Regions from separate parts of the Homo sapiens genome. Here region 2 is linked to region 1. Evidence: chromatin loops called from intact Hi-C (ENCODE). Cell type or tissue: HepG2. All regions are shown on one strand. Links, peaks and the distances in the headings refer to the core of each region. The heading gives the core; the rest is flanking DNA.

The links. Hi-C counts contacts between places; a loop is a spot of excess contacts. Peaks named below come from ENCODE experiments on the same cell type or tissue, not always from the same donor. Only the 100,000 strongest peaks of a DNase experiment are listed, where the experiment ranks them.
Region 2: a loop joins it to region 1, with 4 times the contacts of the local background. A loop is called at or near these places in 2 of 110 quality-filtered maps.

What each region holds. Positions count from the first base shown.
Region 1 is chr6:70,102,711-70,113,746 of GRCh38, reverse strand. All of the region lies in intron 16 of COL19A1 (collagen type XIX alpha 1 chain), which reads right to left. Among named protein-coding and RNA genes, the nearest start is that of COL9A1, 190 kb to the left of the region's middle. In HepG2, for the core only: a CTCF peak has its summit at 5,297 (motif pointing right); no DNase peak of the experiment used is centred there.
Region 2 is chr6:69,699,882-69,710,917 of GRCh38, reverse strand. It overlaps LMBRD1 (LMBR1 domain containing 1), which reads left to right. Exons shown (of 16, transcript NM_018368.4): 10 at 8,965-9,029; 11 at 9,373-9,475; 12 at 10,049-10,153. It also overlaps the pseudogene NPM1P37. Among named protein-coding and RNA genes, the nearest start is that of LMBRD1, 92 kb to the left of the region's middle. In HepG2, for the core only: a CTCF peak has its summit at 4,766 (motif pointing left); no DNase peak of the experiment used is centred there.

The sequences.
Region 1 (11,036 bases), core at 988-8,987:
TTCAAAATCATGGAGGGCTTCTACTAGAAAGAGAGCAGGAGAAAGAAAGATCAGAGTTAGGCTGAGATGGAAAAGGAAGGAAGTTAACAATCTCAACCAGCATCTTAAATAACTTTTGAGGTTTCAATAATGCCAAATGAAGGGCAAGGAGCCTTCGCGCTTATAAGATGGTGGAAGAAAAGAAAAAATAAATATAGTCAAAGGAGGTGGAATAAAATACTAGCTAATCAAGAGAGTATATTGCTTGGGGATGATTTTGGTGCACAGAAACTCCAAGGAGCATGAAATTGCAGTGGATAACAGTTGTGGGAAAGTTGTCTCACTCAGGGAAAATGAAATATCCTTCACTTAAGACTACAATAGTGCCATTGTATTCTGTTGTGGAGGAGAGATTGTGTATTAGCATTGCAGGAGTCTGAAGAATTTAAGTGATACAGTACAATGGTTTAAGCATTTATCAAGGACATCTTTTGGGAATTTCCCCTACAAAAGATAATAACAGTTTAGTTGGAAGCTGGCAGCGACATGCTTATTCTTGGTGAATGTCTGAAAATTCTGAGCAGTGCTGTGATCCATGATCTTGTCTTGTCTCGCTAGCTTTTCCCCCACCTTGGCATATACTGGCACCATACCTTGAAAGATCTATAGCTCCTAAGTGTCTCAGTCTAAGATATCGCTAGCATCCCTGGTTCACAAGTTCAGAGGCAGTGCGATTAACAGGTGAAGGATTGCAGCAAAGGCAGCTCTGGATGTTGAATGAGAATTTTTCACATCTGCCACTTTGGACATTTTTCAAACTCGTTCCCCCGTGTATTCCAGGAAAGTGTTCACTTGAGCTGGGCTTGTCTGCTTCTGGCCTGCATACTGAGCTGTGTAATTGAGGGAACTCAAGCATAGGCCGTTTATGGTTGTATGAATAAGCAAAATACTCAATATGTGATCTGATTGTCTTCCAAAATTGCACAGTCCCTGGTTTCACTTGTCATTTTGGAACAGAAGTGGGAGGATGAGACTGTGACAGTGAATGCATTCAATGGGCATAATTAACCCATTTCATAAAAGCAGATTTTCTAAATTATGCTAGGAAGCTTGTAGATTTTTTAACACTTTGTTTTCTAAGGCAGAAAAAAATATATTTAAAGGTACTTATTTCCCCAGATATCAACCTAATTGGTGTAAAGCCCACTGCCTTATTGATAGAGTGGGACATTTTGACTGATCTCCATGGCATGATAGTTAGAAAAAAAAAGATTCCTCCCCTAATGCTGCTATTCTGCTTATCCATCCATAAAATGTTTCATACTCATCTCTCCCCAGTATGTCCTGAAAAAGGAAAAATATTATTTGTCAGTGTCCTGCAATATAAGGAGCAGCAGGAATCTTTAGAGTGCCTTGCCACCCACAGATGCAACATCAATGACCCAGTACAAGGTGATAAAAGCCACAGGGGCATGAAAACTAGCAAGGAGGGGAATGTGTGAAACAAATTATTTGTATCCAGTGGTGTCCTCAAAAGATCACCACCAACAAAAACCATACCTTAGGAACAACTGTGCCTCCATCCCCTTGTTTGACCTCAGGAATTTTTCAATATGCCACCAAAATCTGGAGGAAAGATGGCTTACATGGACCCCACAGGCAGCCCACACCTATGAATGCTTTGAGTTTCCATTTACTGTAATTAGGTGATAACATTCATTCTCTTTAAAAGTGTTGGTAGAATGACAACTCTTCCTGAGTTAAGAAAATGCAAGTTTCAAGGCACACTGCTGGGACTTAAGATAACCAGGCTGGTGGCACTAGCTTATACACTGCCAAGTTACATAGAGGCCAAGAGCATGTGCACAATTTGAATAGCTGGGGACATTCTGGGCAGCTCTGGAATAATTGGGTGATTGTGGTCCTCACTTTCAACTCAAATGTGTGATGTTAAGGTCTCTCCCTTATCTATAGGTTGTGCTAATGATAAATCTACAAATGACAATTCTTGGCTCAGCTGAACACCATGGTTATAGACAGTGTGCTCAGGAAAGTTCTAAAAAATAGTTAATAATTTTAGTTTTAAAACACGTGGCCCCATTCCACAAAGGATTTCAGTCAAAGGAGAAGATACTGATGATATCAGCCAGTGAAGAAGTAATCAGTGATATTAACTGTTACTAATCCCATAGAATGTTTTTCCTGCTTCTTAAAATGAATTTGAACTATTCTAAGCATGCTGAAAAGTACAGAAAATAATATAAATTGCAATGAGTCCAAAATCCTATGTTGTCAAATATTAACAATTTTGCGATATTTGCTTTGGGTCTTTCTACTTTTTAATGAATTCATTACAGACATAGCTGAAGACCCTTCAAATCTTATTTTCTGCCAACTTTTCTTCCATGTTTTAGGTCCCCTAGACAATGCTGAAAACTTGTTGCTTCTCTAGTTATATAATTTCCTTCAGTCTTTACTTTGATCATACTAAGCTATAGTTACTGATGTGCAGAGAAAACTGACTGCAAAAATTGAGCTGAGCTCCTTATTCATCAGGACCTAGAATATTCTTATTAAATGAAAATAATCTTTTCTTGCCTACCTCACAAAGATATACAGCAGTAAAATTACATACAGTATGGAGATCCTCTTGGAAACTATATCATCAAATGCAAACTATAAGATTATTTAGGAAACAAATATCCCGTTCTGAAAATTAAGGTTCTAATAAATCTGACTGGCCTTTGACTTCTCAAATCTTAATGTTTACCCAACACAAAGAAATGATGTTGAATCCAGGCACCATCACAACTAATTACAAGTTTGGTGACCACAGATCAAGGATTTCAAATAGTCTGTCTCATCGTTGCTGTAAATAACACATGTCAGTCCAGATGTCTTAATAGTTGGTTTCAAGAACATAATACAAGATGAAACAAGCAGTCAGTGGCTGTACAAATATAATATTTTTTCCACCATAATGTTACCACTATTAGTAAAAAACACAGGAAGTCAGAAAGTGACTAATAATGTCCTACTGCTGCTGTCCGTAGGGAGAGAAAAAGAGAAATAATTAGAAAATAAAACCTGAGAGCCAGTTTTCAAAATCTCAACCTGATATCCCCAGCTGCCTCACATGCATGTCTATGTATTCTGTGGTCACACAAGGTGACACTGGAATTTTAGCAATGTTGGGAACAGCTGTTTTGTCTGGGACCATTACCCCCATGAGGGACAAGTGGCAATAAACATGATTAACTAGCCATGTCTCCATTTTATAGGTCTTATGTGTCTATATTTTTAAATCTGAGAAAGTGTCATCTTACTTTTTTTTAAGAAATGAAATTCCTATTCCCATTGACTCAAATAAATTGTTAGGTTCATTTTCTCTGAAGATATTACATTGCACAGACTTTAGTCATTTAACAGAAGAGATTGTGGTTCTCTTGCTGAAAGGAAAACTGAGCAACATGACTAAGCCCTGATCAGTTCAAGCTTCTAGAAGGGATGTTAAGAATTTGAATTGGATTCCCATTGATACATGATGAGCTTCAAAATGCATGTAGTCACATTCAAGGTATTCTGAGGGTATTTTAACAAGTGATCAAATGTTTCACTGAGACAGTTTTTGTCATCTGCTTTATTCAGCAGTCCAAAAATGTGTTTTGGGACACTAAATTGTTTTAGAGGTGGGTCCTGCTATATGCTGAAAATAATAACTTTCCTTTCAGTTTTCAGTGCATAGTAAATAAAGTTGGAGACGGAAGATACTCAAGTTGAGAACAGCGATGGATAAGGGGGCACAAGTGCCGGAAGGCACTTAGTTCTATGGCGTTTTGAGGGTATGTATTTTCATTGCCCCAACTGTTCAACTGACTCAACCTATAGCCTATCAGAAAGGAAACATCAGATTTAGCTGTGGGGAAAAAGAAAAGACTTAGATGTGATGAAATTCTCCATCTCTAATGACCAAAGTGATATCCAGTGGATTCAGACAAGACTGAAATTAAATGGGCTACAATCAAACCTTTGTCAATTTTGTTTTCTTTCAGCAAACAAGCCTATTCCCCGTCCACTCAAAGACTAAAGATAATGGGCTAAAAACAATATTACCTTCAGAATAATTTATTTGAATCAGTAGGAACAGTAATTTCATCACATAAAAAAATCAAACCGCTGCAGATACACACACACACACACACACACACACACACACACACACACACTTACAAAACGGAGATGTAACTGGTTATTTCATGGCTACGTGTATCTCTCCACTTGCCCCCCAACCCTTCTTTTCCATTCTTATAAGGCCCTATATGATGAAGCCATTCAGCTCCCAAATCTTTTCTGGCACTATTCTTTTCTTAGCTCCTTTATGTTTATTGAATACATCAAGCTTTTCCCCACCTGAAGCTCTTTGCAAGTCCTGATATTTCTGTTTGGAAAGTTCTTGCTCTGGCCCTTACATGGCCAGCTCCTTCTCAAGGAATGTCTTCTGCTCAGAGACACCTCCCTGGACCACCTCAATTAGATGGTAATGAGAAGAACATCTCCTCCTTCCAAATCATTATCACATTACCCAGTTTATTCCCCCCATAGCACCTCACTCTAAACCGAAATTGTTTTGTCTATTTATTTAACTGCTTATTAACCATTGGTGTACTGCCTCACCACAGACAGTAAGTTATAAAGAAAGGTAGAGACCTTATCTGTAGTTTGTTGTTGCTTTGTGTTTTTAACCACTGTATATTCAATGTTTGTAATAGTGATTAACACATAGTAGATAGGCCATAAGTATTTGTTTAGTAAATAAATTAAATTTTACACCCTAAATTTACTCTTTTAATTGTGCAAACTGATGTATAATTGTAACTTTCAGGACTGTGCAATGATTCATGCTTTAAAGGTAGAAGAAGTTCTACACTGAAGTTAAAATTAAAATAGAAACATGAATGTACATGTTTCAAATCAGACTTGTTTTAGAAAAGAAGCATATGTTTTGTTGGAGTAAGCTCCCAAAAATTAATGCTGCAGAGTTTTATTGGTATTGTACAATAGAAGGGCATTTTAGAGATCCATGAAGTAGGTATGGATTTTTACCTCAAAAGAGCATCAAGTTGACATTGAAAATGACTGCTGATGAAATAGCACTTATATTTAAATTTCAAGGTAAGCATAAATGTAACAAAATCCTGAAAATAATTTTTTAAAAATCATATGGATTTATAAGCTTCAAACATCGAAAAATTTCCATTCCTCTGACATCCTTCAAAGAGCTATTGTCATTCTTTGACTAGAGCTTTTCCTATGGAAACAGTAGATGGAGCTGTTGCCCCATGTTACAAAATTTTTTGAATTTCTGTTTTCAACTGAAATTGCTATGCACACAAATGTGACAAATGGAGCCCACTGCTCAATTCTCATACTGCAATAATGAAACAATGCATAAAAACAATACCAGAAGAAAAAAAGAAAGAAAATAAAAAGTCTTGCCTGTAGCAGAAGAAATAATAACACAATTTTAAATTAGTGTGGTTTTTAATAAACGCTTTTTCCAGTAATGATGAATGAGAAGTAAAGTTAATGTCAAATGGATGGGCTAATACCTACTTCCTTTAATGGCTCATTAGTTAAATTCTCCTACTTTCTCTCCTGCTCCGCCTCATTTCCAGCTGCTTTCCTCTCTTTTCTAAAGGAACTGAAAACCAGAATACTTTGAAATAAACAAAGGCATTCCAAGTCTTGAGACTTTCCAAGTCTCATTATCATAACATAAGTCTATTACTTTCCACTGCTTATGCTACTCAGATAACTGGAAGGTTTTTAAAAAAGACAAGCTTTTATTGGAGTGTGAGGAAGGACAGTTGAGACTTAGAGAACATCACAACTAATAAAATGCAACAGCTCAGATGGTAAAGGAACAAGCCCCACAAGCAAGGAAGAGGCTGTAAATCTCGGGAGAAAAAACATCACTGACTCTTTAGACCTGGTTGTTATTGTTACCTAATTGGGAATAACTTTTGGATCTCTTCATGACGTATCTAGAATAAGTGTGACATATGCAAAGTGATCTTTTATTTCAGCAATTCATTGATAGACATTCAAATTTCTGTTAACTAGATTTTTGGAGAACTGTAAAGAGAGAAAAGAAGTGTTGGTTTAATTACTGATTGAAGACAATCTCTTCTCTCTACAGTGTGAATGGGTGTTCAGAATAATAACAGTGGAACTAAGATACATTTAGATAGAGCTTTACATTTAGAAGAAAGTTCTTTCATATCAATGACATTGGGCTCTTGTAGCCACTGTGGGAAAAAGTAGGTGGGGTAGGTGCTATTATTTCAAATTTACAGAAAAGAAAATGGAGACAAGGAAACATTAAGAAAATTGTTCCAGGACAAGCTAGTGAGGAGAAGGACTAAGTTCCTCACCGCCATCCTATGCTATCCTATACCATCTCGCTGTCTGGAGTCAGGATAGTGCCATTGATTGCAACGGAAAACTCAAACATTGTTCTAGGTATGATGTTTGAGGAAGAATAATCTTAGTTGAACTGTAAACTAGAAGCTTGTCTTTCACACCTGAAGTCTGGCAGAATAAAGGTTTAGGGATCAGTTCCTGTGTTTCAGTTCTGTCTTCACTGCTTGTGTCATCTTGGGTAAGTTACTTGACATTTCCAAGTATCATTTACCCCATTATAAAATGAAGATAATTTCTACTTTTCAAGATAGTTGTAAGGATTCCCTAAGACACTGGAAATACAGTACTTAATGCAGAGCTCGTGATGGTAATACATTCTCCTGGTCTGCTTCATCCCTCTTTCCTCTGAACCTGTTTCCTCAGGAGTTAGTGCTATTTCCTTCCCGAGGGAGATGCTTAGCCCTCTCATACTGAAAAACTGTTCTCAGTCGTAATCTTTATGTATTGAAATAAATCCAAGAGATCTCTATGTAATAGTTTCCCTCCAATGAAGAATATTCGCTTAGGACAAGATAGCAGAAGTTACATGGGACACTTTGGGAGCTTTTTCCTTTGTATAGGTAAGATCAGCTCTGGTTTTTAACAAGGAATTGGACAAATACTTTACAAAAATACATTGTAGCTAGCTCTGTTAACCAGGTTAGTCACTGTTCAATGACAAGCACTCTGATTAAGAATAGTTTCATTATATGCATATTGCATGTGTATAAATTTCAAATAAGTCCTAAAGACACAAAAAGTTGCTATTGAATAATAGTTAAGCTAAATTGGAGTGATATACATGACTTTCCATGAAACACTGATTCACAAAGATAATTTAATAATGTTAGTTTAATAAAACTAGTGTTAGTAAATTTTCCATTATTAGAAATCTTTTTTCCCTAGGAGATATAATGTCTCAGGGGACAAAACGTTGTCCTCTTACACACACACACACACACACACACACACACACGCACACACTTAGCTATTTGTCAGAAATTATTTTGGTAAACAAGTTGTCCTTTTGGTACAAACATTTTGTAAGAAACTGAGAATATACTAATTTGGCTTCAGAACAAATAATCAAGTAGAAGGACTGGTTAAAACACTTTATTTGAATTGCTTCAGGCCATTGGGGACTTAGAGTCCCTTCAATTCAAGATTTTTAAAGTCTTCACTGACACTCCCCCGAATAACAACACTATGTTTGATTTCAGAAACATCTTAAACCCCCAAAGGGAAGAACATTTTCTTATAAAGTATGCTGTTATTAAAAAAATAAAAAAATCATGCCTCCTGGTAATTCCTATTCCTTTGTTCTTTGCAGACAATCATGCTGACTAGAATAAAGTCTCCCTCCAACTTTCCTAAAGACTAATTGCTCAAACATAATGTTTAAATGATATAAAATATTCACTTATTTGAGGGATATTACATAGTATTTAATTACTGTTTGACAAGAGACAAAATTAAAATTTTTTAAAAAATACATTTCACATTTTCATAAGATATTCTAACACATGCTTCAGGATTCTCACATACTGGCCACTGGGGCGAGGTATATACTAACTCCAGTAACAATTAGAAAAACTGTAGATCCTACCAACCCGTCTCTTGTTCTCTTCTTGACTTCCTTCTTGCTATAAAGTAAGATGCATGTCATAAAGGGTTCAATGTTGGAAAAGAAATATAAATGAAAAACAATAATGTTTTGATCTAAAAATGTCCACAATTAAGGGGGAACATCTCTTAAGCTATTTGTAAATTGTAATAAAATACAAATAGCTCCCTGGGAAATCCTAAGAGATAACAAGTGCTCTGCTGATACTTTAAAAATAGTGAATACTGGCCAGGCACGGTGGCTCACACCTGTAATCCCAGCACTTTGGGAGGCTGAGGCGAGTGGATCACGAGGTCAAGAGATCGAGACCATCCTGGCCAACATGGTAAAACCCTGTCTCTACTAAAAATACAAAAATTGGCTGGGCGTGGTGGTGCGCAGCTGTAGTCCCAGCTACTCGGGAGGCTGAGGCTGGAGAATTGCTTGAATCTGGGAGGCAGAGGGTGCAGTGAGCCGAGATCATGCCACCAAAGTAAACACTTTGTCTTCTGCATAGATTTTTTCCTAATTTTTCTAACAAATTGGGTATTTTATTATATTTAAAAAGTTAATAAACCATTTTTTTCAAATATTATGTTCCCAGGATTTAATGAACACTGTGTGTCAGACCCATAGCTGAGTTTAAGTTCTAAATCTATATTTGAAATAAAAATAAGCACCTCTCTCCCCCAAACACTCTGGCAACAAACTAAAGTCTGCGGAATTGAATATTATAAATCCTATCATACAGTCACATGTTTTTTAATCTTCTGAATTCTTCAGTAAACTCATTTGATCTATAGTTGAGAACTCATTCCAGAATTCGGTGTAATCCTCTTCTCTCCTACACATTTGGCAAGCTTGTCATAAAGGCCTTCAACATTCAAATTCCTCCTTTGAGACAACAATTAGCCTGTCTTAAAAGCAGCATCATAGGTTTAGAAAACTACACGAAGGTCTAATCTTGCCTGTTAGCATTCACCAGCTTTTCTTCTTTAAAGCATGAAACAATTATTTTAAAGATCTTACAATGTGTTCTCTGTTTTGCCTAAAACTTTGAAATAAAAATCAACAAAACTGATGCCTTTAAAAGACTAGATTCTAGCATACTGATATGGTTTGGCTCTGCGTCCCCAACCAAATCTCATGTTAAATTGTAGTCTTCAGTGCTGGGGGAGGAACCTGGTGGGAGGTGATTGGGTCAAGAGGGTGGTTTCTAATGGTTTAGCACTATCCCCCTAGTGCTGTCTTGTGAGTGAGTTCTCACGAGATTAGGTTGCTTAAAAGTGCACTTCCCGCTTCACACTCGCTCTTTCCTGCTGCCATGTGAAGATGTGCTTGCTTCCCCTTCTCCCTTCTGCCATGACTGTAAGTTTCCTGAGACCTTCCCAGTCATGCCTCCTGAACAACCTGTGGAACTGTGAGTCAATTAAGCCTCTTTTCTTTATAAGTTACCCAGTCTCAGGTAGTTCTTCATAGCAGTATGAGAATGGACTAATGCAGACACCCAGCTCATGCTTCCTCACCCCCTCATTCCCCCAATGTGCTTTTATATAACAAATATCAATTGGCACCAATGCATTGTTAATAGGACAATCCACTAGAATGGCTAAAGTGAAATGAAATCAATGACAGGACAGCAATCATGTTCATTTTTGGCAGGTGAGCACATCCTAAGAGATTCCTAGGGTACTGGGTTGAGGCCCTCTAGTGGTGGTGCAGGGTGTTTTTGGTCTTTAGGTCACTTACCTGGTTTTAATTTTTTCGTCTACAAAATATATTCATTTGTTACTCAGTCATTAAATAAACAATAATCACATGCTATAGGCTAGAGACTGTTCTAAGCAATGGTGAGAAAATAGAGGTTCAAAAAAGTCACAGTGCAGTGGTCAGACAGATGAGGAAAATAAGAGTCCAAAGTAACATGCCGTGTCTGTCCGAGGTGTAAGATACAGGACCATGGGAGGAAACCTCAAATGCTGAGAGCACTGGCAAAGCTTCTATAGGAGAAATGTTTGAGCTGAGTCATGAAGATAGAGAGAAGCATATATAGGCCTACTGGAGAACATTTGCAAGTGATGGCATTTTTGAAATAGTAAGCGAAGATTACTGATTACAAAAGAAGGAAGGGCATAGAGGAGGATAGGCCAAGGCAGGTAAAAGGCAAACCATGAAGGGCCCAGAATGGCATGTAGAGGATGTGGAATCCATCTTTCTTGAAGAAAAAAGAAGCGATTGAGGAATTTAAAATCAAATAGTTTTAAGCTTTTAGAGAATTTTAAGCCATCCAAGCCCACCTAGATGCTGTCATGATTTAGAGGTTTTGCTCCACTTGGAGAAGGTAGAGGCAATGAGACCAGCTCTCAGATGACTTCAAAAATATAGGTTCAAATTGACAGAGGTCTAAACTAAGGCCGTTGACAGTGAAGACGGAGAGGATTTGTGGGCTACTGGGATGTAGAACTGATATGATTTAGAGACTGTTTAGATGAAGAGGATGAAGAACAAAAAAATCTAGGATTATTTTTAGAGATTAGTTTTGGACATTATACTTTTGTGGTAGCTAGGAGACTTCCAAGTGGAGATACTAAAAAATAAAGGAATGTACCAGCCTGGGACTCAGCAACAATGTCTGGGTTGAAATAAAAAACTGGCATTCATTAATCCATCCAACATGTAGGGGGTAGAAGAAAAGCTGTTAATGGAGACAAAAAGATGGCCCCAGGCATAGGAGAAAAAAACCCAATGTTGCTAAACCAACAGAATAGGGAGTTTCAAGGAGAGAGCAGTCAATAGTATACATTTCTGTGTAGCAGTAAAGTAAGAAGAAGCCTGAAAAGTGCTCAGGGAATCTGCAATGCAGAGATTGTTGGTGACCACAGAGAGTGCAGTGTCAGTGGAGCAGCTTGGACACAAACCAGACTCTCATAGGCTGCAGAGTTACCAGAACTACAAGAAATTGAATATTTTTTTTTTCTAGAAGCTTGGGGTA
Region 2 (11,036 bases), core at 1,554-9,553, 400 kb after region 1:
ATGTTTATAAGAAACTGCCGAAGTTGTTTTCCAAAAGGGTTACAACCGTTTTGCATTCCCACAGCAATAAGAGATTGCCCATTGTTTCACATTCTTGTCAACTCTTATGTAGTGTCTGTAAGAGTTATTCTTATGAATATGCAGTAGCATCTCACAGTTTTGCTTTGCATTTCATTGGTGACTAAATGATATTTAGCATCTTTTTGTATGCTTATTGGCTATTTTCTGTAAAATGTGTGTTTAAATCTCTTGGCCATTTTCTAAATTAGGGTTTTCTATTATGAGTGAGATACAAGCGTTCATTATATAGTCTGGATCTAGCACTTTGTCACATATATGTATTGTATCGTCTCCTAGTTCGTGGCAAGTTTTCTTTATGTTTTTGGTTTCTTAACTGTAATTCAGATGTTTCTTAAATTTTGATGAATATTAATTTATATGTCTATTTTTGGTTCATATTTTTGTGTCCTCAGAAATGTTTGTCTATCCTAAGGTAAGAAACATTTTCTTCTAGAAATTTTGTAGATTTACATCTTATGCTTGGGATCATGACCCCATTTAAGTTACTTTTGTGCTATGGTATGACTTAAGGGTTAAGGTTCATTTTATTTTCTATGTGGATATCCAATTGTTCCAGCATAATTTTTTTTTCAAGACTATCCTTTGCTCATTGGCTTTCCTTGGAAGTTTTGTCAAATAAATTGATTGTAGTGTAAGTGTGGGTCTATTTCTGGAATCTCCATTCTACTCATTGATCTATATATGTCTTTATGCTAATACTTGGTTAATAGAGCTTTATAATCTGCCATGAAGTTAGGTAGTATAAATTATTCAGTTTTATTTTCCTTTTTCAAAATCATTTTGGCTTTGCCAAATCCTTTGCATTTTCATATAAATTTAAGAATCAATTTATAATTCCACAAAACATCCACTAGGATATCTATTGGGATTACTTTCACTCTTATAGATAAATTTGGGGGAGAATTGATATATTCTATCCATGAACATGATATCTATTTATTTACATCTTAAATTTCTCTCAGGAATGTTTTGTAGTGTTCAAAGTAGAGGTCTTAAAAATATCTTGATAAATTTACCTCTAAGTATTTTTTATAGTCTTGCAAATTATGTTGTTTAATTTCAGTTTTTAATATTTGTTGTTAGTATGTAGAAATTTGTCTTTGTATCTTACTCTTATATCCTGCAACCTGGTTAAATTATTAGTTCTAGTACCTTCATTGTAGCTTCCTTAGGAGGTTTTCTTTTATACATGATCATATCAGCTGCTAAAAGACAGTTTTACTTCTTCCTTATAAGATTTGTAATTGCTTTTATTTTTTACTTTTCTAATTTCACTGGCTGAAACCTCCAGTACAGTTATTCTTTTTGTTAGTAAATGTGTCATTTCTGAATATTGATCTAAATTTTTACCCATCTTTCCATGTCTGATCCTAAGTTAGGAATAGGGTAATAGGCATGCCTGAAGGAATCTCTAGGGGTACAAACTGATCGTTATGTAATTGAGGGTTTAATGTGTATTATGAGGAGATAAACACTGCTTTTTTTCCTTAAATGAGATATGAAGGTTGCTGTTCATTTATCTCTGTGTTTGTCTACAATTGGTGTAATTCAGAAATAGGAAGCCAAATTTTCAATTAATGTTTCTTTTCTTTTTTTTTTTTTGAGATGGAGTTTTGCTCTTGTTGCCCAGGCTGGAGTCCAATGGCGCAATCTCGGCTCACCGCAAGCTCCGCCTCCCAGGTTCAAGCGATTCTCCTGCCTCAGCCTCCTAAGTAGCTGGGATTACAGACATGTGCCACCACGCCTGGCTAATTTTGTATTTTTAGTAGAGACGGGGTTTCTCCATGTTGGTCAGGCTGGTCTGGAACTCCTGACCTCAGGCGATCTGCCTGCCTCAGCCTCCCAAAGTGCTGGGATTACAGGCTTGAGCCACTACGCCCAGCTCATTTAGTGTTTCTTAAACATTAACATTCAAGTCAAACTAGAGGAAGAAAGTGGATCTAGGTCCACTTGCCCTTCTATACAGCTCTCTCTGTGTATACTGAAGGTAATTTAAGACCTTTGAGAAGTTCCTGACATTAAATTTCTTAGAAGTTATGTTCTATCTCAAAATTTTGTGCCAGTGTTACCTTTTATTCTCTACTATAATTCATGTTTGTCTTATTATGAAATGAATTAAATTTAAATTTTTGCAAATGTAAAAAAAGTTACAATTTTTAAAATTAGTAGAGGATTTTTTTTTTTGTTCCCATGAAGATGCCTGTTGATCTTGTGATTGCCATGCATTTCCCTAGCATATACATAACTTATTTCAGAAGCATAGGCTTTGTGGTCACCTAATCCTGGGTTTGAGTCCTTGCTCTGCTCCTCACCAACTCTGTAACTTCTTACTTAAGCTTTTTGAACCTCACTTTTCTCATTCTTAAAATGGAATTATATACTTACTTTATTTTGTTGTGGGAATTAAATGAAATAATGTATGCAGTGCAGTTCCTTTTGATGTAAACAGCTCAGAAAATTGCAGCTGCTGCTGTTATAGTTCTATATGTAGGATTTTTGAAGTTCTTAAATCCTACCATGGAAATGAAGGGAGATTAGTTTTGTGCTGAAGACAATTATAAAAATAAGCACCTAATTAGAATAAGTTAATAGCTCTTTAAAACAGCCTTTATATATAATATTGAACACATTTCTAAGCCTACAGTCTGATGTTCATTAAATACTTGAATAAACTCTTCCCTGACAGAAGAGTATACTTTGAGCTTATACAGCTAATTGGCCTGGGTAACTTCTAGATCATTAGGTTTTAAATGTAACTTGAGATTTTACTATATATACTTCTTATGCTTATACACAAAATTATAAATTTATGTTTGTAATTATATTGCATATATTTTTTAGATTTTTTTATTGTGGTAAAATATATATGCCTCAGTCTATGATTTGGAATATTTTTAGGTGTATATTCAATAGCAGTAAGTACATTCACAATGTTGTGCAACCATCATCACTATTCATTTTCTGATCTTTTTCAAATGGAAACAATGTATTTATTAAACGGTAATTCTCCATTCCCTAGTGATTTCTCTTTTGCTCTCCATCAGTTTGCCTATTCTAGGTACCTGGAGTAAAGAACACAGGAAATATAACATACACAAAATTATCTAACAGTAAGATATTATTGAGACTAAATATGTCCATAATATCAACAAATGTGAATACACCTAACTCACCATTAGAAGAAAATTTGTATTTTCTTCAGAAAGAAGATAGATCCAATGTATGCTATTTAAAAGAGACACACCTAAAACAGTAGTTCAAAAGGACTAAAAATAAACGGTGTTTAAAGACATACTAGACAAATGGAAACAATAAGGAAACAATGATCCTATTAGACAAAATAGAATTCAAGCCAAAATACACCAATTGTAACAAAGAAGGACACATTTTATGGTAGATACAGTGCCTTTTTCTTCACCTAATGATGCCCTCATCCAGGAAACCTGTGACATTAAGTGGCAAAGGAACCTTACAGATGTAATTAAGGTTATAAACCTTAAGATATAAAGATTATCCTGGGTTATTCAGGTGGGCTCAGTCTAATAACATGAACCTTTAAAAGCAGAGAACTTTCTGGATTAGAGTCAGAGAGAAGTGATAAAGGGTACATCAAAGATATTCAAAGTGCGAGAATGACCTGACTTGCCATGACTGGTTTGAAGATGGAGGGGGAAATGTGACAAGGAATGCAAGCAGCCTTAAGAAACGGAGAGATGTTCCCAAATGATAGCTAACAAAGAAAGGAAAACTCCAACTCTACAACCTTAAGGAACTGAATGCCAGCCAACAATCTGAAAGAGCATGAAAGTATTTCTTTCCCAGAGTCTCCAGAAGGGAACATAGCCCTACTCTTGGTTTTGGGCCTGTGAGACCTCGAGCAGAGAATCCACTGAGCTGCACTGTGCACAGACAGCTGACCCACAGAAACTGAGATAATAAGTAGATGCTGTTTCAGGCCACTAAGTTTGTGGTGGTGTGTCATTGGCAGCAGTAGAAAATTTACACACTTTTAAATATGAAAAGCCACAATTTAGAATGAAGATATAATAACTGTGGTTATCTATGTACCAGTTAGCACAGCAGCCACCTTTATGAAAGCAAAAACTATGGGAGATTCCAGAAGGTAGAGATTGAAATATAATAGTAATAGGAGAATAACAGCATTCTCAGGGTAAAACATTTCAAGTGGATGAAATAGAGTAAGAATATAGAAGACCTAATAATCAGTAAGGTATAACTTACAACTTTTAAACTTTACATCTAGATAATAGAAAATAACCTTTTCTCCAAATGTACAGGGAACACAAAAGTTGATCGTATTATTAATTGTATCCTGAAGAAAGTATCAGGAAGTTTCAAACAGTAGATATATTACAAACAATTTTTCTCTGATTGCAGTGCGTTAAAACTAGAAATTGTAACAAAATCAATAGATTAACATACTTTTCACTTGAAAATTAACCTTATATTCAGCAACTTTTGAGTGAAAAGAAAGGGGAAATAAATTACAGAATTTCTAAAAGTTAATGATAATTGAAACATATTAGAGTCTGTGGGATACCTTTAAAATAGAGATCAGTCCCTGATGTGATTCTGTCCTGTGCGGCTGTTCTCTTGAGCTGTGGTTGTTTATCTCCATCTGCCTTCTCTCCCACCTAAGTGTGTGCTGCCACCTGATGGAAGATTTGATGGACATGGACATAAACCCCCGGAGGCCCTGGAACTATCTATTTGGTTGTGAACTACAGGCTGACAAAGATTATCACTTTAAGGTGGATAATGATGAAAATGAGCACTAGTTATCTTTAAGAACGGTCAGTTTAGGGGCTGATGGAAAAGATGAATTACACATCGTTGAAGCAGAGGCAGTGTATTACAAAGGCAGTCCAATTAAAGTAACACTGGCAACTTTGAAAATGTCTGTACAGCCAACAATTTTCCTTAGGGGCTTTGAAATAACACCACCAGTGGTCTTACGGTTGAAGTGTGGTTCAGGGCCAGTGCATATTAGTGAACAACATTTAGTAGCAGTGGAGGAAGATGCAGTCAGTAGATGAAGAGGAGGAGGATGTGAAACTCTTAAGTATATCTGGAAAGTGGTCTGTCCCTGGAGGTGGTAGCAAGGTTCCACAGAAAAAAGTAAAACTTGCTACTGATGAAGATGATGATGATGATGATAATGATGAAGATGGTGATAATGATGATTTTGATAATAAGGAAACTGAAGAAAAATCACCAGTGAAGAAATCTATATGAGATACTCCAGCCAAAAATGCACAAAAGCCAAATCAGAATGGAAAAGACTCAAAACCATCATCAATACCAAGATCAAACGGGTAAGAATCCTTCAAAAAACAGGAAAAATCTCCTAAAACACCAAAAGGACCTAGTTCTGTAGAAGACATTAAAGCAAAAATGCAAGCAAGTATAGAAAAAGGTGGTTCTCTTCCCAAAGTGGAAGCCAAGTTCATCAATTATATGAAGAATTGCTTCCGGATGACTGACCAGGAGGCTATTCAAGATCTCTGGCAGTTGAGGAAGTCTCTTTAAGAAAATAGTTTAAACAATTTGTTAAAATTTTTCTGTCTTACTTCATTTCTGTAGCAGTTGATATCTGGCTGTCCTTTTTATAATGCAGAGTGGGAACTTTCCCTACCATGTTTGATAAATGTTGTCCAGGCTCCATTGCCAATAATGTGTTGTCCAAAATGCCTGTTTAGTTTTTAAAGACGGAACTCCACCCTTTGCTTGGTCTTAAGTATGTATGGAATGTTATGATAGGACATAGTAGTAGTGGTGGTCAGACATGGAAATGGTGGGGAGACAAAAATATGCATGTGAAATAAAACTCAGTATTTTAATAAATTTAAAAAAAAGAGAAATTAATAGCCTGAAACACACTTACCAGTAAAAGTGGAAAAAAAAAAAACAAATGTCCAATCCCAAAAAAGCTAGCAGAAGAACAAAAGGAATCACACAGAAGAAAATAAGATAAAAGCAGAAAGCAGTGAGGTAGGGAGAAGAAAAACAGATGAATTACAACAGTCCCTCTATATCTGCAGATTCTGCATTTGCAGATTCAACCACCCATGGATTGAAAATAGAGTCCTAATTTAGTACTAATAAAGTAATGATTTCTGCATATGCATATGTTTTAATTAATAGACAGACCACTACCTAACTTCATTAAAAGGAACCAGGGCTGCTTGGAGAAATGTCTGATTCTAGGACTGTGGCTGGGAAAGCACTTAATAAGCTTGGAACATCTGATGCCAGAAAGTAAGAAGTGTTTAAGAGAATAGTGGGCGTATAATAAAAGGAACCAGTTTGTAGGGGCTCCTATTGCCTAAATCTGGGACCATTTAGGTATCAAAATAATGATAATAACAGATGATAACTAATTGAATAAAATATAAGTCTATATTGACATAAGTAAATACATTAGTAAATGATGGGGAAGGGAAACCTCTTCCCTACAGTAGAATTCCAACAAATAAATATAGAAGCAATTAGAAAACCAGCATTTGACAAATACCACAGAAAAAAACGTATTGTTTCTGGGAAGAGGCATCAGTGGATACAAAACTTGAAATTAAAAGTTTGGTGAGAACAAGATTTTGCATATTCTGAAAGTATCTCACCACAAAACATATTAATTACAGAGGGGGAAATAATAATTGTACAATGGAGAAACCTGACTGAAACCACCTTACTACATGATTTAAGTTAAGCTCATCAGTAATGGGGCAAATAGACATGACTGTGCCACTTGATATGATGTATTGAGAAGGACTCAACACTTCTCTGTCTGTGTCATTTCTGGAAAAAAGCATAATCTAAATATAATCATGAGAAAATAGGCAATCCAAATTGAGAGACATTCTACAAATTAACTTCCCTGGACTCTACAAAATGTCAAGGTTATGAAAGACCTCGTTCAAGAGAAATTGATATATAATAATTAAGACTTGTTCAAAAGAGAATGATAAGGTAACATGTTAAAATTTGGAGAATATGAGTGAAGTGTATAGTGGAATTCTTTGTATTGTTTTTGCATATGTCTTATTCCATTTTTATTGATGTTACCTCTATAGTTTAATTTTTATTTCAAAATTGGCATTATAGCTAGAGTATAATATGTAGCTTTTAGGTCAACCCAATGTGGTCATCACTGACATGATTTTGTAACTACTAATTTAAGTTCTAGTATTTAAGTATGTATAGTTTTCTTGGTCTTTATAAAATATTTGTATTTTTTACATTTGTTCTGTGTTCTGTTAAGTCACTGATTAAGCAGTCTAACTCTGGGTCAGTCATCTCTACAGATTTGGAAGATAGCTAAGAGGGTTTTTTTTTTAATTTTAAATTTTTTTTTTTTTTTGCCAAAATGGATACCAAAGAGAGGGAATCTTAACTTCAAATGCTGTTTCTATATCATGTTCTCCTACTACTAATTGGCATTTCATAGTTATACTGCTACAAACTATTTTTTGTTAACAGCTATTAGGAAGGAATGTTTTTCACTTGAGAATCCTAAGTATAAGTCTGTGTTGCTTTTCAGTTCACCACAGTACCAAATATAGATGCCTGAATCCAGTAGAAAAAAAAGTATAACTCCTTTATACCCTCTACTAATGAGCAGTTGTTACTATAAAGGAGTCACTTCAAAATCTTTTGCAATGAAACCCTTTTTAAATAATGAATTCTCTTGCGGAATCCTAGCATGAAAAATAGTACATGCAATATCACTCTCTTTTCAAGAGATGACTATAGCCTTCTTGGACCCCTCTCGTCAACTCTCTCCTTCCCAGTGAGCCCCAAAGGCACCCAGCCATAACTGAAGAATTCCCCAGAGCACAGGTCCAAAATTACTTCCAAAAATCATCTTTTCAGGCTAGGTAGTTTCATGTGTTACTTCTTTTATTCTCTCAGGATTCTAAAATTTACTTCCACAGTCCTGTGAAATAAGATGAAAAAATCTCCCTACCATTCATGATTTCATAACATTCATTGATCTATTTATATCAATTCCAGTTAAAGGAGGAGCCCAACACACTTAACTGTGCTTACTGGGACTCTTCTTTTTGGATCTGGTCTTGACAACTCTTTAGCCCAGTTGTCCCCGCAACTTGGGGAAGATTTCGGGGAAAAAGAGCTTAGGTTTTTGCTAACATAGATTTCAACTCTTTTATATTCTGAAACTTTTCATTAGAGACTCAGTTATAATATTTTTCTTCCTCTTTTTCTACCATCTTTAATATAAAGTTCATACAATTGGGAGAAATATGTTCCACTACTTACAGTGCTTAGGACATTTTTTCCACAGAAACATTGTTTTACCTGACAATTTTTTCAGTGTTGTTAGTACTCTGTTTCAGGAATAGTATCACTTGTATAGGCTTTTATGGATTGTAATATAATTTAACCACTATATATATCATTTATATATATTATTACTTCTATGGGAAAATGTTCTAAATTTTCTATTTTAACTAACAGGGTAATATAACCTGCATTTCATGGTTTTGGGGTGTGTGTGTGTGTGTGTGTCTGTGTGTTAGTCATAATGTACTTTTCAGTCTCATTTCAGTGTAATAGAATAAAGACTTTGTATTTGGTCTAACAAAGAGTTTCATTTGTTTACTTATTAGTGAAGACTTTTCAAATGCTTTGTCTCTTTTATGTACATGTTCTCAATCAAATAGTCTCATAATGAAAATTCAGGTATAAATGCCTGGAATTGTATACTAAGTTAAAATGTATCTTAGATTGTTTTTGTTAGATCATTGTCATATTCTAGCAACTCATATTGAATATAATGATTTTGTGCTTTTAATATCAACTTTTAGAACTATATTTTAATGAATATATTTTTGCTTTTAGATCGTCTGGGGAATATTTTTCATCTTAGTTGCATTGCTGTTTGTAATTTCTCTCTTCTTGTCAAAGTAAGTACAGTAGACACATTTTCTAAAGCACTTATACAAATTCTATGATAATATACATTTTGTTGCTGAATGCCATTAGTGTAGGCTGTTCATCTTAAGTAGCTTTTTTACTTGAAGTGTTCTATAGCATTAACTCAAAGAATGGCTAAAACGTCCAATAATAGAGTGTTTCTTTATTCTCCATCAATTGAACAATAGCTGTGAGATATTTAAGTGAGGTTTAATTTGTTATCCATTGTTTTCTTTGACTCAGGTGTATTTGCATGCTTAAATTATATTTTTTCTAAATTTGCTGAAAATTTGATAGTATAACATAAATTTCATTCTTTGTAATTTTTTTTAGTTTAGATAAAGCTCTTCATTCAGCTGGAATAGATTCTGGTTTCATAATTTTTGGAGCTAACCTGAGTAATCCACTGAATATGCTTTTGCCTTTACTACAAACAGTAAGTAAAATATCAATCATTTTATACTGTAGCTGCTAGAGTATAAAATGCTAGAGTCTAGCAAACATTCTGACATCCTGTTGCACATAAAATTATTATGCTAAAAACCTATGAATAGTTTGACATATGCTTATATTATTTTCTAGTTTTACTTTTTATTTGCCTGTAATTTACACACTGACATGTTGCTTTAAATATCATATTGATATATTCCTGGACTTTTATGTTATACATAATTTGACTTGGGATATATTATATAACATGAGGTGACCTTCTCCAAATTATTTTTGGTATTAATATTTAATCAAGTCTTTTATCTCATAGATAAATGCAATTTTAGTTTAATTTGCTTTAGTATTTTTCTTAAGATAATGGTATTAAAAATTTTGGTAATAGTTTGGTACTTGTTAGTTTTTTGAGGATTTTTTTTTAAGCACAGTAGCCTAATCTAAATCAAGGTTGATACTGTAAACATTTGCCGGATGAGAATAATGAAGTTTTTAGCTTATTTTATATGACTGTTAGAGTGCTTATAGTTTATATGTTAAATTTAATTTCATCTTTTTTTTTCAGGTTTTCCCTCTTGATTATATTCTTATAACAATTATTATTATGTACTTTATTTTTACTTCAATGGCAGGAATTCGAAATATTGGCATATGGTTCTTTTGGATTAGAGTAAGTATATATTACAGTATTATTTTTTTCTCATCATTTTGTGTGTGATCTCCATAATTACAAATTATCTTAGATTTAGAATATAGTAGCTGTATCTTTATACCACAAGTGAGAGAAATACTAGCCTTTTCACTTCATGTTGACATAAAAGTACTTTTTATCTAGAGCAGTGGTTCTTAAATGGGGGTGATTTTGCCCCCCGGAAACATTTGGCAATATCTAGAGATATTTTTAGTTGTTATAATTGGGGAATGCTAGTGGCATGTAGTGGGTAGGGGCCAGAGATTCTATTAAAAATCCTGTAGTGCATAGGGCAGACTTACCTAGCCTAAAATGTCAATAGTTCCATGGTTGAGAAACCCTGGTCCAAAAGTTATATTATTTCTTAGTAGAAACACATTCGAATATAATAGATACACTGAAGCTCAAAAGATAGCCCTCCCTATTAGTAAAGATTACCATATCATTGGTTATTTTCTTCAAATGCTTATTTTGAGATAAATTAACAATTTTAAAATGAAGCTGTATCAGGTAGACACTACTTCCAGCTGTGGGTAAAAGAGAACTCAGTTAAATAGTGGCTTGAACTAATAAAAGATTTCTTGCTATGGAAAAAAAGAATCTAGTATTGCTTCAGTAGCTCAAAAAGTCAGATCCAATATCTCTGTAATTCTTTGAGTATCTCTGTCATGATTGTAGTATGGCTGCTGCAGTTCCTTTTATCCTGTTCATATTCTGTGAAGAAAAAGGTAGTTAGGAGAAAGGGGTAAACAATTATATCAATAAAACAAGACTTTTACAGAAATCCCTAACAGACTTCTGCTTTCCTTTTCATGTTTAATATTTTATCACATGGCCACTACTGGCTGTGAAAGAACCTGGG